Linked DNA regions of Homo sapiens: region 2 is linked to region 1. Evidence: chromatin contacts called from ENCODE Hi-C data. All regions are on one chromosome and are shown on one strand. The core of a region is the stretch at or near the end of the contact, and the rest is flanking DNA. Distances in the headings are between cores, read along the strand shown.

Region 1 (7,228 bases), core at 1,851-4,350:
CATGGTAGTGCGTAAGTCTCATGAAATCTGATGTTTTTGTAAGGGTTTCCCCTTCACTTGGCTCTCATCATTCTCTCTTGTCTGCTGTCATGTAAGACATGCCTTTTGCCTTCTGCCATGATTGTGAGGCCTCCCCAGCCACATGGAACTGTGACTCCATTACACCTCTTTCCTTTATAAATTACCCCATCTCAGCTATGTCTTTATCAGCAGCGTGAAAACAGGCGAATACAAGCCCCGTCCCCCAACAATGAATTATCCAACCCCAAATGTCTATAGTGCCAGGCTGAGAAACCCTGGCCTAGAGGGAACATTCAGTGAGGTTATGCACATGAAGTACTCTAAGTCTATCTGGCTTACTTTTTGTAAAGTATCAGAAAACAAGCTGCGATTCTTTCGGAATAGCACAGTCTTAACGCTATTTCCAGACCTGAAATGGATGGGGTGTGAGAACCCTTGAGTACTGAGAACCTAGTTCACTGCTCCAGGTGTGAGTCATCCTGTAAATGTCAATTTCTTGTATTTAAAGCAGAGCTGAGGCTGCACAAGTGACTCAAGGCCAGAAGCTTTCCCAGGTTGTCTTGACTTAAGCTTGGAGGAAGTAATCTCGTCCCGAAGCTCTCCTTCCAGAGGGTGCAAGCATTTCAAGACTCAGAGACACCACACTGCTCACTCTGGGTAGGTGTATTGTTTCTCACCTCACCCACACACAGTGGGGCTTGGAAAGACCTCAGAAAAGTAGCTGAAACGGAGAGGCCTTGCTTATCCCGAATATCTTCCTTACCAGTGTTTAGTGGTTTGCTCCTCCCCTGCAACCTGATGTGACATTCCTTCTCCAGAGTTACAGTTTTGAGTCAACACAGTTCACTGTCTCTGATTAATACACATTAATGTTCAGGGACGGACTTAAAGACAGATCATCTTGATGGGGTAGGTGGGAGTGTACAGGGGACCCAGGACCAGAGGTGTCAAGGGAACCTGGGCAAAGTACAGAGACACTGGGTGTTTTAAAGAAGGAATAGTGAAAGAGAGAGAAGGCAAAGGCAAGCCAGGGAGTGTCTGCAGACTCTGGAGGTGTGCCCACATCTTTCCTGAGAAGTGGTGTGCCCAGAGGCAAACAGGTGGTGGGAGAGGCAATAAGGGCATCCAAGATTGCCGATACCAACCTGTACATCTGGCCAAGCTCTGCCTTTCCCTGAGTCACTGAAATGCAAAACCCTAGGGGTGGAAAGAGATTTGGGGGCCACCAGTCCAGCTTCTTTCTTGTCTGCCATCTCCCAGCTAGTCAGTGGCAGAGCCAGGGTGGGCGCCAGAGACTGTTTGGCTCTAAAGCACGGACTCTACGGGAGCCACAACCTCAAATGCTCCAGGGGCCAGACAGGTGACATAAGGTTAGATGGTTGGGTGGCGGGAACTGTAAGGAACCGCAGGCTCTGCTCTAAGGCATTCAAATTCAAATTTAAAAAAATATTGGGCCAGCCAAACAAAGCATATTTCTGGCCTGGGTGAGTGAATGAGGCCCTCAGGTTGTGAGTTTTTGACCACTGCCTAAATAAATGGTCTTCCCTATTCCCCAGCAGAGATGACTGTTTGGCACAGATATCCAGAAAGAAGAGTTCAGCTTCGGACTGTCTGCAAAGTAGTCTCAAGCAGATGGTGGTCTTTGCTCAAACACTTCCAGAGATGGGGTGTTCCTTACTTTTCAAGACAGCCTTGGGTGGGGCCTGCCTATCCCCGGACTAGAGCCACTCACCACACCTACCATGGACCCTTCATGGAAGTGGGATGCCCAGGGTAGGAGTACATCTTTTATTTTGCAATAAAAAAAAAAGTTTGGATTTTTTTTTTAAAGGACTGCCTCACTCTGTTACCCAGGCTGGAGTGCAGTGGCACGATCATGGCTCACTGTAACCTCAGACTCTCAGCCTCCCCTCTAGCTGGGACTGCAAGTGCAAACTACCACGCCTGGCTATTCTTTTATTTTTTTGCAAGGACGAGGTCCTTGCTATATTGCCCAGGATGTTCTCCAACTCCTGGCCTCAAGCGATCCTCCTGCCTTTGCCTCCCAAAAGCGCTGGGATTACAGGAGTGAGCCACCGTGCCTGGCCTGGAATTTATTACAAATAAAATACAAGCTCAGTGTGGAAACACTAGATAATACAGAGGGGCAAAAGTTAGAAAAAGTTTCTATACCTTCCCTACTCCCCACCCCCGACCCCCATTCAGAAAGAAGCACTGTTGACACTTCAATGCATATTCTGAACTCCAGGTCCTTTCTTTGCATACATCAAGCTCTCATCCTCTTGCTGGCTCTGTGGTCTGCAAACCCAGAGAGCAGATGCTTTGCTCAGCGCTCGTACCACGCCACGCACCCACATGCTCTCTTTGTACCTGGGTTTCAACCCACAGGTCGGGCCCCTGTAAGCCCTTGGCTCCCCAAGCTTCTCGAGGGCAGGCACTGTAACCTTCTTTACTCATTCCAGGGATTCTACAGGACCAGGCACACGGTAAGAGCTCAATAAAAACGTCTCTACCCCCACCACCTCCCGCCTCAGCCGCCACCGCTTGGCAGCAGAGAGGAAGCGGAACGCGCGCGACCCACGAGGGAGAGCGCCTCGCTGTCTCCAAGGTAACCGAAGTCAGTGGCAGGGAGTGCCCACGCATGCGCACACTCGCCCTTCCTTCCCGTAACCTCGAGAACGCAGCTGGTAAGACTGCCAGAAGCCGAGGGCGCATGTGTGGTTCCACCAACACCCTAGTCGCCTCCGCCTTCTGTCAGTCCGCCCGCCCAGCGATCTCCCTTCTACAAACATCGTCCGGAAATAGTGCCCATTTCTGGAAACCAGGCCTCGTTAACCAATCGTTGCTAGGGAGCGGGAAGACGGGCTTGCCGGGACGACCGTCTCATTGGTTGGCGTAGGGGAGTGGGCGGGGCCACGGGTCGCGGTGCGGCCAAAGAAAGGAGGCGCGAAGCGAGGCAAAGTTACAGCCTCCGGGGGAGGCGTGGCCCCGGGGGCGGCCGAGAAGGCGAGGGGGCGGAGCCCGGGACCGGGGCGGGGCGACCACGGGCCGGGAGCTCAGCGGTCGGCGGCCGGCGGCGGGAGATCGCGGGCGAGCGGAGCGCAACACTCGCTTGGTTGGGGAGATCGGCGCTTGGCCGGTAGGTGACGGGGCGGGACCCTGGGGCCCGGTGCGAGGCGACCAGGGAGCGGCTGGGATGGATCGCCTCTCAGCCCCGGGCTGGGCTGCGGCCTGGCCCCTCGCCCCGGAGCAGTGGGGTCGGCGGCCAGGCCAGCGCAGTCCGACGTACCCCGTCCAACCCACTCGCAGCGGTCCGCGGGCGCGCCCTCGCACGCGCTGCCGGTGCCGCGCTCGCCCCGGGCCTCCAGGCCGCGCACTCCTGCTGGCCACACGCTGGCTCCGAGCGCGCGCAGGGGCCGCCTGCTTCCCCTTCACTAGTGCCCCGCGCCGCCGCCAGGCCCGCCCGCCTGCTCTGCGCCCCAGTGCCCCCAGGATGGAGCTCGCCTGCCGCGGGGCGGACGTGTCTCCTGCAGGAGTGCGCCCTGGCATCTGCCCTGGCGTGAAACCCTCCCGGCCTTTCATGGGAAGTTCTCAGGTCACACCTCAAGGCGGGGAGCAGGAGCTAAGCCTGTCCTCAGCATGCAGCGGGGCAGTGCTGGCCGCCCGCAGCATCCTCCCTCCGCCCTCGGACCCCAGTCCTCCTCTGTAATTCTTCTGGGCTCTCCAACTCGGGACTTTATCTGTCGGTTCAAATATAACATTCCCATCTTGGAAACCCATCGTGGCCCTGGCATCTTGCAGCCACTGGGCACCAGGCAGAGAGGGGCCACTTGTACGTACGTTTCCCACCTGCCCGGGAGCCTCCTTAGTGCTGGGTAGCTTCAGAAAAAGTGTTTCCTTCCTAGTCGAGGTTAAAAAGTTGCTCTCGGCCCTAAAGGGTGGACTGGAGGTATGAATGAGGGAGAGGATAAGTGGTGAAAAGGTACATACATCAGCAAAGTAAATGGTAAAACTACTTTTGATCGCTGGAGACAATGAACACCAATGACTTAATTAAGGACTTTAAAAGCACATGAAATTAAATGATTAGAGTGAGGTCATGATATAAAATAGGAGTCTGGAGTTTATTCCAAGAAAAATGTTGGAAACCCCTTGACTAGAAACATGGTCTTTCTGAAAGATTAGAAGGAGACAGTATCTTAACATTAGTGATGTGTTTTTTGCTTAGTGTCTTCATACCTGTGAGCTCCGTTTTCCTTCAGATGGCTGTGTGGTAAGACAGATTGTAGTGTCTTGTTTTATGGGCGAGGCACCTGAGGCAGGTGTGTATGAGGGAGTGGGGGTGGTATATATCTTGCCTGATGCCTCATAGCTGGGACTAAGGATGGGTCTTTCCCAGAATCCTAGATCAGGACCACATTATAGAACTGAGATGCAGAAAGGAGGGAGAAGTTTTTGGTGTGGTTTTTATGCTCTTAATGTGAGAGGACACTTAAAAAGTGCTTGCCTTACTTTGGTTGTGTTTGGATTTACTCTTGGTGTTTTTTAAGTGATATCAATCAGTTTCTTTGGAGCGATGCCAGACCTCTGAATTTTTCAGACACCTTTCGGACATCCTTATTTATTTTGAAGGGTGTGGAGAACTTCTCAGAAGATCTCAAAATAAAAGTAATCGTCTCTGACTCTAATTTTAGAGATAAGTACCCAGGTATGTGTACCAGCTCTTTGTGAAATCAGACAGCAAGACGCTGCCAAGCTTCAGGCCATCTTCTGAGTGTTTTCTGATTATAAGAAGCAGTTCTGAAGGGGGTTTTTTGTCATTGGTATTGTCTGTTAAGAGTTTGTGGGAGCGGCACCACAGAGACCCTGCCAAATCAGTCTCCCTCTATTAAACAAAAATGTCTGGTTGGGCTGTTTCGCCTCAACAGATGAAGGTTTGGTTCCTCATTTTGGTTCTCCTGTTGAACACTGACTCCTTTGTGATCTGCCTGGAATATGTGTATATCATTTACTGCTGAGAAGATGGCTTGCGCTGATTGGTTGTCCAGCCCTCGGCAACTGTTGTGATTTTTTTTTTTTTTTTGGTGATTGATAACAGTTCATCCCTGGCTAGGGTCTGGTGAGAGATCTGCGGAGATGTGAAAGAGATGAAAGCTTTATCCAGGGTTGTTTTCTTCGTTGTTGGCACCCTCTGAACAGTGTTGTATCACTTTGGCCTGTGAAGGCACTTTTAACTTCCTATTTTTTTTCCTGTCTCAATGGACAGCACATGGGCTTTCCTAACAAGCCTGCCTGCCTCGATGAAGAGCTGACAGATTCATATTGGTTGGTTTGACAGATGTTCTTTCTGGGGGGAAAGTTCAGAAATCTTAAAAGCAAAGTCAGTCCTAAGTAAAAAGTCTAAGTCAGCCCAATACGCATAAAGGCAGCGTACTTCTACTAATGGCTTCCATCATCTCAAGGTTGTTTTTTTTTTTTTCCTGGCAAAAGGTTAAAATGCAACTAAAATTCTGCTTTCGTGATTAATAAGTCACTACCACAGTTGTGTCTGATGCTTCCTGTTTGCCCCATTTTAGTATTTCAGTTAAACTGGAAACATCTGAGCATTATGGGCACTATTGATGGCACCAGTGTGAAATTGGTGGGCCGGGGACAATTCCATGTCAGTGGATTTAGGGAGCTCTAAGGATGTCAGCCCCTCTGGTCTCCACACACCAGGATTCCCTAGTAAGGGAACAGAATGGGGCTGAGCATCTGCAAGAGCTGGGTGGGCATTCAAAGTGATGCATGTGTGAAGGTTTTGCATTTACTCGGTGATGCTGGCTAAAATGCTGAAAGTAGTAGCCCAAAAAGGGAAGGCCAGACGTAGGGCAAATTGTAGGGGAGCATTTCTGTTGAGCTGAGCAGGACATTGAAGTATGAGATTTTTTTGTTCTGGGCTTATGACTGCCTGAATGACAATGCAGAAAAAGTCATTTTTCTTCAGTGGCCGGTGTGCTCTTTGTATTCTAGTTTAAAGGAGCCTCTTCCCTTCTTGCTTTTCTACATGTCTTAATCCCTCAGCTCCCTGATAGAAATCCCTTGAAATTATGTGGCATCAAGAATAATTTTATGGCCAGTCTTTGTATTTTCACACCATACTCATGTGAAGAAGGGCAGGGACAAAGATCAGAAAAGTGAAGCCTCATAAGGAGAAACAGACAGGATTGCTCAGAATCTAAACCCCCTTTTCTTGATATCTAGGTCACTGCTTTTTCTACTACCTTGCTCATGAAACGATAAGGATTTTCTTCCCCCAAACATGTCAATTTTGAACATAACGAAACCAGGGTAGCAGCTTTATTTATTTATTGTACCAATCAATTATTAATTGATATTGATTTTTAATTAATAAAAGGCCAAAAGATGAATAGCCTGCTGCCTGGACAGGTGTGCTTGTGCCCATTTTCCAGATGTAGAAACAAAGGCAGAGAGCCCGTGATTTGTCCAGAGCAACAGAACAAGTCCTTGGTGTCTCCGTGTCACATGTGGTGGCTGAGGCTGTCAGGTCAGAGAGACCTGGGTCAGGTCGAGGTCTGCCACGGCCTGCCTGTGTGCCCGCAAGCAAATCACTTCACTTCTCTAATCATCAGGTGCCTCATCTGTGAATGGGATCAGAAATACTTCATGGGGCTGTTTTGAGTAGAAAATGAGAGGAGATATGTAAAGTGCTGAGCCCAGTGCCCAGCACAGAACATAGAGGCTGTAACTGTTGTTGTTGTTGTTGTTGTTCTTGTTGGTGGTGTTTGGTGGTGGTAGTAATAGTAGTAGTAGTAGTAGTAGTAATAGTAGCAGTAGTAGTTGCCAATTACTGCATTGTGACTAAACCTGTTTTCTGTAAGATGATGTCAAGAAGGGTCAGACTGCCTGACAGGCCAGAGTCATTTTCTCAGTAGGACCTTTAGGGGGACAGTCCTTCAGTCTAAAAGCTTCAGCTCTCGGGTTCTCCCTGTCTTACACTATATACTGCCCTCACCATACTCCAAATGAGGCTACAAAGGTCCAGGCTCTGCCCAGTTGACAATCCTAACTCTGAGCTGGAGACACAGCTAGGCCTGTCTAGGGGCTTCCTGTGTCCCACACGTGATCAAGTAGGTTCCTGCATTAATCCTGGAGGTGAGGAAAGGGAAAATACTGTATGGCATGTAGATCAGCAAGGACTTGTTCT
Region 2 (7,228 bases), core at 4,471-6,970, 2.7 Mb before region 1:
GAGCCAGGCTGGGCAGGAACCCAGGGCACCCAGGCCCACCATAAGCCGTAAGTTTTGTCACCCCAAAATAGGCCAGACTAGAGAAAAGGGGAAGGCCATTTTGCCCACGTGCAGCAATGTCACAGTGCTGGCCAAGCCTAGCCCCAAGCAAGAGGAGGGGAGACACAACCCTGAAGCCCCATACTTAGGGAGACAGGTGCTCTGCATTCTCCTGGCCACAAATGTCCCCCCTCCCCTTTCACCCCGGCTTTATTCAAGAGCATTCTCTGCCTGATTCCTGGCCCATATCTCATCCAAGCAGGAAAGAAGCCCCTCACAGACTCAGTATCACAATTCAGACTCCCTGGATTGGTTTCTCGAGGGGAAATTTAGCTCCCTCCCCACTGCTGCTCCCCTGGAGCCTAAGGTCAGGTCAGAGAGACAGTATGTTCTCTCTGGTCACAGTCAGCTCCTAGCCTGGAAAGAGCTGTAAACAGGCCACCCCCCTGCTCTGGGCAGAATGCCAATCTCAAGGGGAATCCTATCCCTGACAACAGCCTAGGCTATGGCTGTCCATAGAGCAGGCCTGGCAGCGGGGGAGTACTGCCACCCCAGGGATAATACCGGTTCCAGCAGTGCCTGTCACATGCTCTGGACCTGGGTATTTTTATCCCTGAGTTGCTGAGGAAATGTTGTTCTAGACACATAATAATCCTCCCTTCCCCCATACCCAGCCTGGGCCCCTAATGCTGACCCACCCCACCTCCCAAAGGGAGTTATAAAGGCCTGAGATGAGGAAAAGCACAACCTTCACGAGGGCCAAGAAACAGAGGAAAGCAGGGTCAAAGTCCCATCCCATTCGGCCCCAACCCACCCAATAATATCCAAAATATCCCATCCCATCCCAGCAGGAACAGATATGCAGCTACCCTGCAGGGTTTCCAGGAGCAAACCCAGTTACACCCACCCCTGGGGGAGCTACCCTGGGGGAGGAGCATAGAGCAGAGACTGGGAAGCACACTTCAGAACACTGTGCCAAGATTAGAGCCCACTTGAAGGAAAGGGGAAGCAGAAGAGAGGTGAAGTTCCAAGTGGCCCTGTAAGAAGCTAAATTAACAGGCCCTGAAAGGTAAGAAATGTTCCTGGCTCCTGCGCTCAGATAATCCTAGTCTCTCTCAAAGCAGGTCCAGTATGAGCCATTTGAGCACAGAGCCGAGTGTCTCAATCCCTGCACTACTGACACTTGGGGTCAGACAAATCTGTTGTTTGAAGGTGTTCTGTGCCATTCAAGATGTTAACCAGCATCCTTGGCCCCTACCCACTAGGTGCCAGTAGCAACCCCGCCCCAAGATGTGACAACCAAAACTGTTTCACGATATTGCCACCTGCACCCTCGGGGACAAAATCACCCCCAGTTGAGGACCACTGGCCTAGAACAAGCCATACTCTTTGACAGTCACTAACAGTCAGAGAACTAAGCTCAGGAAAAGACTACAGAGCAGGGAAGGAGGGAAAACGTGGTCTGACCTGGCAGGCAGAGAAGCCCATTTCTGTAACATCTGTAAAACTTTTTACATTCCTTCACATGCCACCTCCAAAAACCCAATCGGGCTTTCTCCTTCCCTAATGGCCAGGGGAGTGCAGTGGGCCTCTTTCCCGGCTACTTAAGGCTGGATGGCAAGCGAGAGCCATACAAACCCAGAGCTCAAAGCAATCTTATGTTGGTGAGGCAGGGGCAGCAGCAGCCATTCACATCTTGAAAGGCAAAGAACTGCATCGCTTTCTGCCCAGAACAGTATGTCAGCCATGTGACAAGAGCTAAGGATCTCTTCTGACAGCTCAAAGCAAGTTGACTTGGGCAGCAGAATGCAGTTTCTCTTTCTAGCTCCCAGACTTCTCTTCCCTACTCCCTGCAGTGGGCCTTTTGCAAAGATTGGAAGCCTTGGCCCTCTCCTGGCCAAGAATAACTATCCAAATCTACCCTTTGGCTCAGGCCCAGGAGGTCTGAATTATCAGGACAATACAACAACAGGCCTCGCCACAAAGGAGAACTTCAGGGTATGTCTGTGTTCTGATGTGGGGGGAGGTACAAAACAAGAGTCCAAAAAGTATTTGTGTCTTAGCAACAGATGTACACTGCATCAAAGCCCATCACAACATGACTCCTCCCCCACCCCAGGCCTCCAGCAGTCACGCTGAAATCCAAGCAGTAAACACCCTGGCATGTGTAGGAACCTCCCACTGCCCTGACAGTACATTTAGAGGTAGGTCAATGGTTCAACACAGGGAAATGCTCCCAGCCCCCAATCCTAAAGTCAGAAAGTTCAGCCCATCCCTACCCAAGAACAGTGCCTGAGGCCCTGCTGAAACCTGTCTGGCTCTTTACAGGGCTCAGTGTTCTGACCACAATCCTTTGGGACCAGCCCACCCCCAAGCCCCAGGCCCCACACACCCACCACAGGTCCACTAACCTCTTTGGTTAAGTCTCCACTGACTGGGGGGGCTACAGCCCCCAAATCCTCCAAATCTTCACCGAATCCCTGCTCCGTTTCGCTTTCTCGCACCCCGTTGTCTGGGCCTGTCACATCTTGGAGGCCACTGGAACTCTCGAGGGCGAGGCCTGAGTTGGGCTGACTGCCAGAGACAGACCCCTCTGGGTCTCGGTGAACCAGCCAGGCATTTACCTCAGTGGTTGGCACCTGGAACCTGTCCAGGGCCCTCACCTGACTGAGGAGCCGCCGGGCAGTGAAGTAATTGTCCAGGTCTATGCTCTTGGGGTGGATACCATAGCCATCCAAGGTATTCCTCAGGTTGTGGAACTGGGTCTGAGTATAGGCAGAACTGGGCCCCAGGATGATCTCCCGGAGTGGGGGAAGCTGTGAGGTCAGGTAAGTATCCACGTCCACCCGTACCCCAATCAAACTCAGCAGAATGGTGAACTGGAGAAGTCCTTCCGTTAAGTATTTCTTCAGAGAAAGCATTGCTGAAGGACCAGAATGTTTATGCTTTTTGGTTTTTAAAATCTTCCAAAAGACAAATCAAGGCCACTGCTCTGCCGCTCCAGCCAGCAGGTTACCCTCCTCAGTGTCAAACCCCGTACCCCACCCTGGCAGAACACAAGGGATGAGCTCCCTGACGGCCCCAGAGGAAAGCACACCCTGTGGAGCCAAGGCCAAGGACACACTCCAGACCACATTCACTTTCCCTTCTCGACACCTCACCTCTGAAAGTACAACTGTTCCTAACCCAGTCCAGGTCCTCAAGGGCCCACGTGACTTACTTTCTCCACAGTCCACATACAGTCACTTCCTCACTCACATTAGTTGTCCTCTCTGTAGATTCCAATGCAGGCTGTTCTCAGGAACAGCTGATGGATTTTTTTTTTCCTTCTCCCTCCTAAGGTTTATTTTCTTTGGCTGGAGCTACAGGCCTTTCGTCTTGGGTCAGAGTGTCCCGCCTCCTCCACACTTACCAGGGGGGTTTCCAGAGAAACCTGAAATGGGAATCACAAAAGCAACAGGATAAGATTCCATACTTTTCACATCATGATCAGGGTAGGAAAACCTTCACAGTAGAAGGTAGAAAACACATTCAAAGGACACTTTCACTTTTTTTTTTTTTGAGACAGAGTCTCACTCTGTCGCCCAGGCTAGAGTGCAGTGGCGTGATCTGTGCTCACTGCAACCTCCACCTTCTGCATTCAAGCGATTCTCCTGCCTCAGCCTCCCAAGTATCTGGGATTACAGGCGCCTGCCACCACGCCCTGCTAATTTTTGTATTTTTAGTAGAGATGGGGTTTCACTATGTTGGCCAGGCTGGTCTCAAGCTCCTGACCTCAGGTGATCTGCCCGCCTCGGCCCCCCAAAGTGCTGGGATCACAGGCGTGAGCCACTGTGCCTGGCCTAAAGGCCACTTTTACAGGAAGAAAGGACTACTTACACTCTCAGAAAAAAAACCCAAAATATAGCAACCGATCATAGAAGAACTATCAAAGAAAGCTACTGATCACGAATGATCTCAGTTACTGAATATTAAATGTGCAATATCCTAAAATGTAGCTTGGTTTGAATAAGCAGACAATAACCAGGTCATCCAAAATATCTTACACCTTTGTTTTATTTACCAGCCCTCCTCCCCCACTACAGGCGCATTACCCAGCTTCTATTTTCACATGAGAAGCCCATTTCCTGTCTTAAAAGTAAAGCTGGATTTTCACCCCTCGGGAGAAAACCACCCATAACAGTTGTCTTTTCTCAGTTCAAAAAGGCAAGATTATTAAACAGTGAGAGTGTGGAAGGACAAAAGGACAATGTTCAGGCCACCACTTCACCCAGAAGAAGAATGCCTTTTGTTTTCTGAACTTTGAAATCTGATTTCCCTTTCCTATCCTCACAACTTACAAAAGAAAAAAAAGGAAAAGGGCCGACGCCTGTAATCCCAGCACTTCGGGAGGCCGAGGAGGGCGGATCACCCGAGGTCGGGAGTTTGAGACCAGCCTGAACAACATGGAGAAACCCCATCTCAACTAAAAATACAAAAATTAGCCGGGCGTGGTGGCGCATGCCTGTAATCCCAGCTACTCGGGAGGCTGAGACAGGAGAATCGCTTGAACCCAGGAAACGGAGGTTGTGGTGGGCCGATATCGCGCCACTGCACTCCAGCCTGGGCAACAAGAGCAAAACTCCGTCTCAAAAAAAGAAAAAAAAGAAAGAAAAGAAAAGGAAAGAAAAAAAGGAGAGGGATGGTGGGGGCCCTACTACGCAGGACTATTCCGTCCAGAATTTGCATAGGCAGGTTTTATTTTCATTCATATGACCTTCTGAGCCAAAGCAGAAGGATATGGCCACGTTCTCTAGCCAGACTGCCCAGTGCAGAGGAAGTAAATCTGTTTCTGGTCTCCACTTTTGAGCTTCCATTAATGTCACAAACCAAGACATACCGCCTCTCCTCTCCTGCGTTGTGACCCATCTACCAACTTCATTCTACAGGGGGAGAGCGAGCTATACGTACACACACGAACGTGCGCACACACACACACTCACACTCCCTCTCTCTGGTCAGAGTAAACACAATTGCGACCCAGAATTCCTGCTTACGCTACCCTCCCGTTCTCACGCAATTTATTACTAAAACCTCCCAGGAGCCAATTAAGTTCGAGGAACCGGACAAAGTCCCTTAAAAATCAAGTAGGTGCAGGGCCCATAGCCTGAGGCTGGTCCCACCCTGCCCGGATACCCGAGTCCGGCTGAGACCAAGTCGCCATGCCCACTCTCGGCGCCGGAGCTTCTAGCCTCCAGGGGCGGCCAGCGAACAAGTGCTACTTCCCTGGCCTTGACCCACCCTTACAGCAAACCCCACCCCGCCCTCCGTCCCGATGGCCCCACCCCACTCCCAAGTCCAGGCCTCACACCACGCCTTCTCGTGCCCTCAACCCTGCCCAGTCCATCCCACCCCGGAGCCAGCTTTCCTCTCGGCCCCGCGCGGGGCCCCTCCCTGTCAGGCCCAGGGCCGGGCTCTGGCGGGAACCCCGCTCGGCCCCCGCCTCCTGCACCTCAGCACCATCCCGTCGCCCCATAAGCCTCGGCCCCGCGGCGCTGCAACCCTCCCTTCTGGGAAAGGAATGTGCCCGATACCCACTGCTTAGCTCGGCGTCCGCCGCTGCCTCCACAGCAGGCCCTAAGCCCGAGTCCCGGCCTCGCCGCCGCCACCGCCGGCCGGCCTAGAGCTCGGAGCCTCCGCTTACCTCCCCGCCCCCTCCTGCTACCGCACTCGGAAACCCGCCCGCCGCAAACACCCTAGGAACAGTTTCTCCAATCAACGAGCCGAGGCCGGGGCCGTCGACGGATGTCCCTCTGATTGGCAGCAGAGAGGGCCCAATGGCTGAGTGTACCTCCTCATCCCCGGACCTGATTTCCCAAGACTGACATAATTCCCGGCCCAATGAGTACCTAGGCCCGCCCCGCGGTATGGACCCACCAATGAGGAGGGCGAAGGCCCTAGTGTCTGGCATTCTGGGCCCCTCGGCCGCGCCTTCGCGGCGGGCGATGTTAGTGGGCTTGGGCGTTGGGTGAAGTATCCAGGTTGGGCGCTTCCAGCGCTTTCTGTGGCGGGGGAATGAAGGCCTAGGTCAGGGAATAGGAAGGTGTATCGCCGCCAGAGTGCGGAACACCCTCGCCTTGAGGGTTCCCACAGTGACTTGCAAAAGTCTAGTGAGACCCGAGAATGCTGAGGCGGGACACGAAGCATGTGGTTCTTGTGGTTGCGACGCTCGTGCCGCCATCTTGGGTGCTGGCGGCGGAAACCGGTACCCCAACTTCCCCTCGGTGCGAACCTGGAGAAGCCACCCCAGCTGTGAGGGACGGTTGCGCCTCATGGCCCAGGCAAGGGTACCTTCGCTGGAGCAGTACCGCGGACGGATATCATGAGGGTGGTGGGACGTTGGCGGAACGTTGGCGGAACGTTGGCGGTGTGAGAGGTGTGGGGTAATGGCGATTTTTGTCATGGTAGAAACAGCCCAAAGGACCCCCCTCGTTTGGCCTCCCACGCAGCTTAGTCTTGCTTTTTTAGGGATGTTTCTCATTTTTTAATTTCTCCAGTCCCATCTGGTTATATTGCCAAAACATGTTTGTGACTCTCAAACGTTAGTTTACTCCCAGCATCACTTGGGGAGCTTGCTAAGCTACGAATTCCGAGGTCCCACTGGAGAGTCTGATTTAATGACCCTGGAGTGGCGGCCGGATAACCTGCCTGCTGGGGTGATTTTAACGCAGCTGATGCGAAGACCCCATTTAGGGAATCATTGGGTTGGCGTTTGCAATGCGTTCCTCCCAGCTATAGGACAAAGAGGTGTCAACTCAACTGTGTCTTCTTAGAAGAGCCCATTATTTATAGGTGAGTCATTAGTCCCTGTACAACTAAGGACAAGGCCAACTGATAACTCAGTAAATAATCGAGTCCATTTTGTGCTTGCGAGTTAGGGGCTTAATTTGGGGTGGTTTGCAGATTAAGTACTTTCACTGCATATAATAAACGTACACCAGCAAACCACTCATGGAATTCTTAAAAAAACTTCTGAGCTAGTTTACCAGTTTCAAAGACTAATTCAGAGAGCATGTTTTACCTATTCTAGGCTGGACTGGAACTCCTGGACTCAAGCGATCTTTCCATTTATCAGGGACTACTGACGCGTGTCTCCCAATAAATACCTGAGTATAAACAACATGAGGACTAGAATTTTGTGCGTTAACTG

The links. Hi-C counts contacts between places; a loop is a spot of excess contacts on that map. Pooled maps may share reads with other maps.
Region 2: a loop to region 1 is called in a map of gastrocnemius medialis, with 6 times the contacts of the local background. The contact joins the promoter of NFE2L1 here to the promoter of MAP3K14 in region 1. A Hi-C loop is called at or near these places in 1 of 168 maps with a recorded cell type or tissue (gastrocnemius medialis), 1 of 37 single-sample maps with no recorded cell type and 6 of 50 pooled maps.

Annotation. Positions count from the first base shown.
Region 1 is chr17:45,312,892-45,320,119 of GRCh38, reverse strand. It overlaps MAP3K14 (mitogen-activated protein kinase kinase kinase 14), which reads left to right and starts at 3,100. Exons shown (of 16, transcript NM_003954.5): 1 at 3,100-3,160.
Region 2 is chr17:48,046,851-48,054,078 of GRCh38, reverse strand. It overlaps NFE2L1 (NFE2 like bZIP transcription factor 1), which reads right to left and starts at 5,720. Exons shown (of 6, transcript NM_003204.3): 1 at 5,617-5,720; 2 at 2,451-3,472. The coding sequence starts at 2,960. It overlaps NFE2L1-DT (NFE2L1 divergent transcript), which reads left to right and starts at 6,026. Exons shown (of 2, transcript NR_170231.1): 1 at 6,026-6,454; 2 at 7,109-7,198. It also overlaps a transcript of COPZ2 not described here. RefSeq lists a silencer at 5,311-5,590 and enhancers at 5,141-5,742, 6,001-6,240, 5,743-6,344, 6,311-6,500, 6,345-6,948.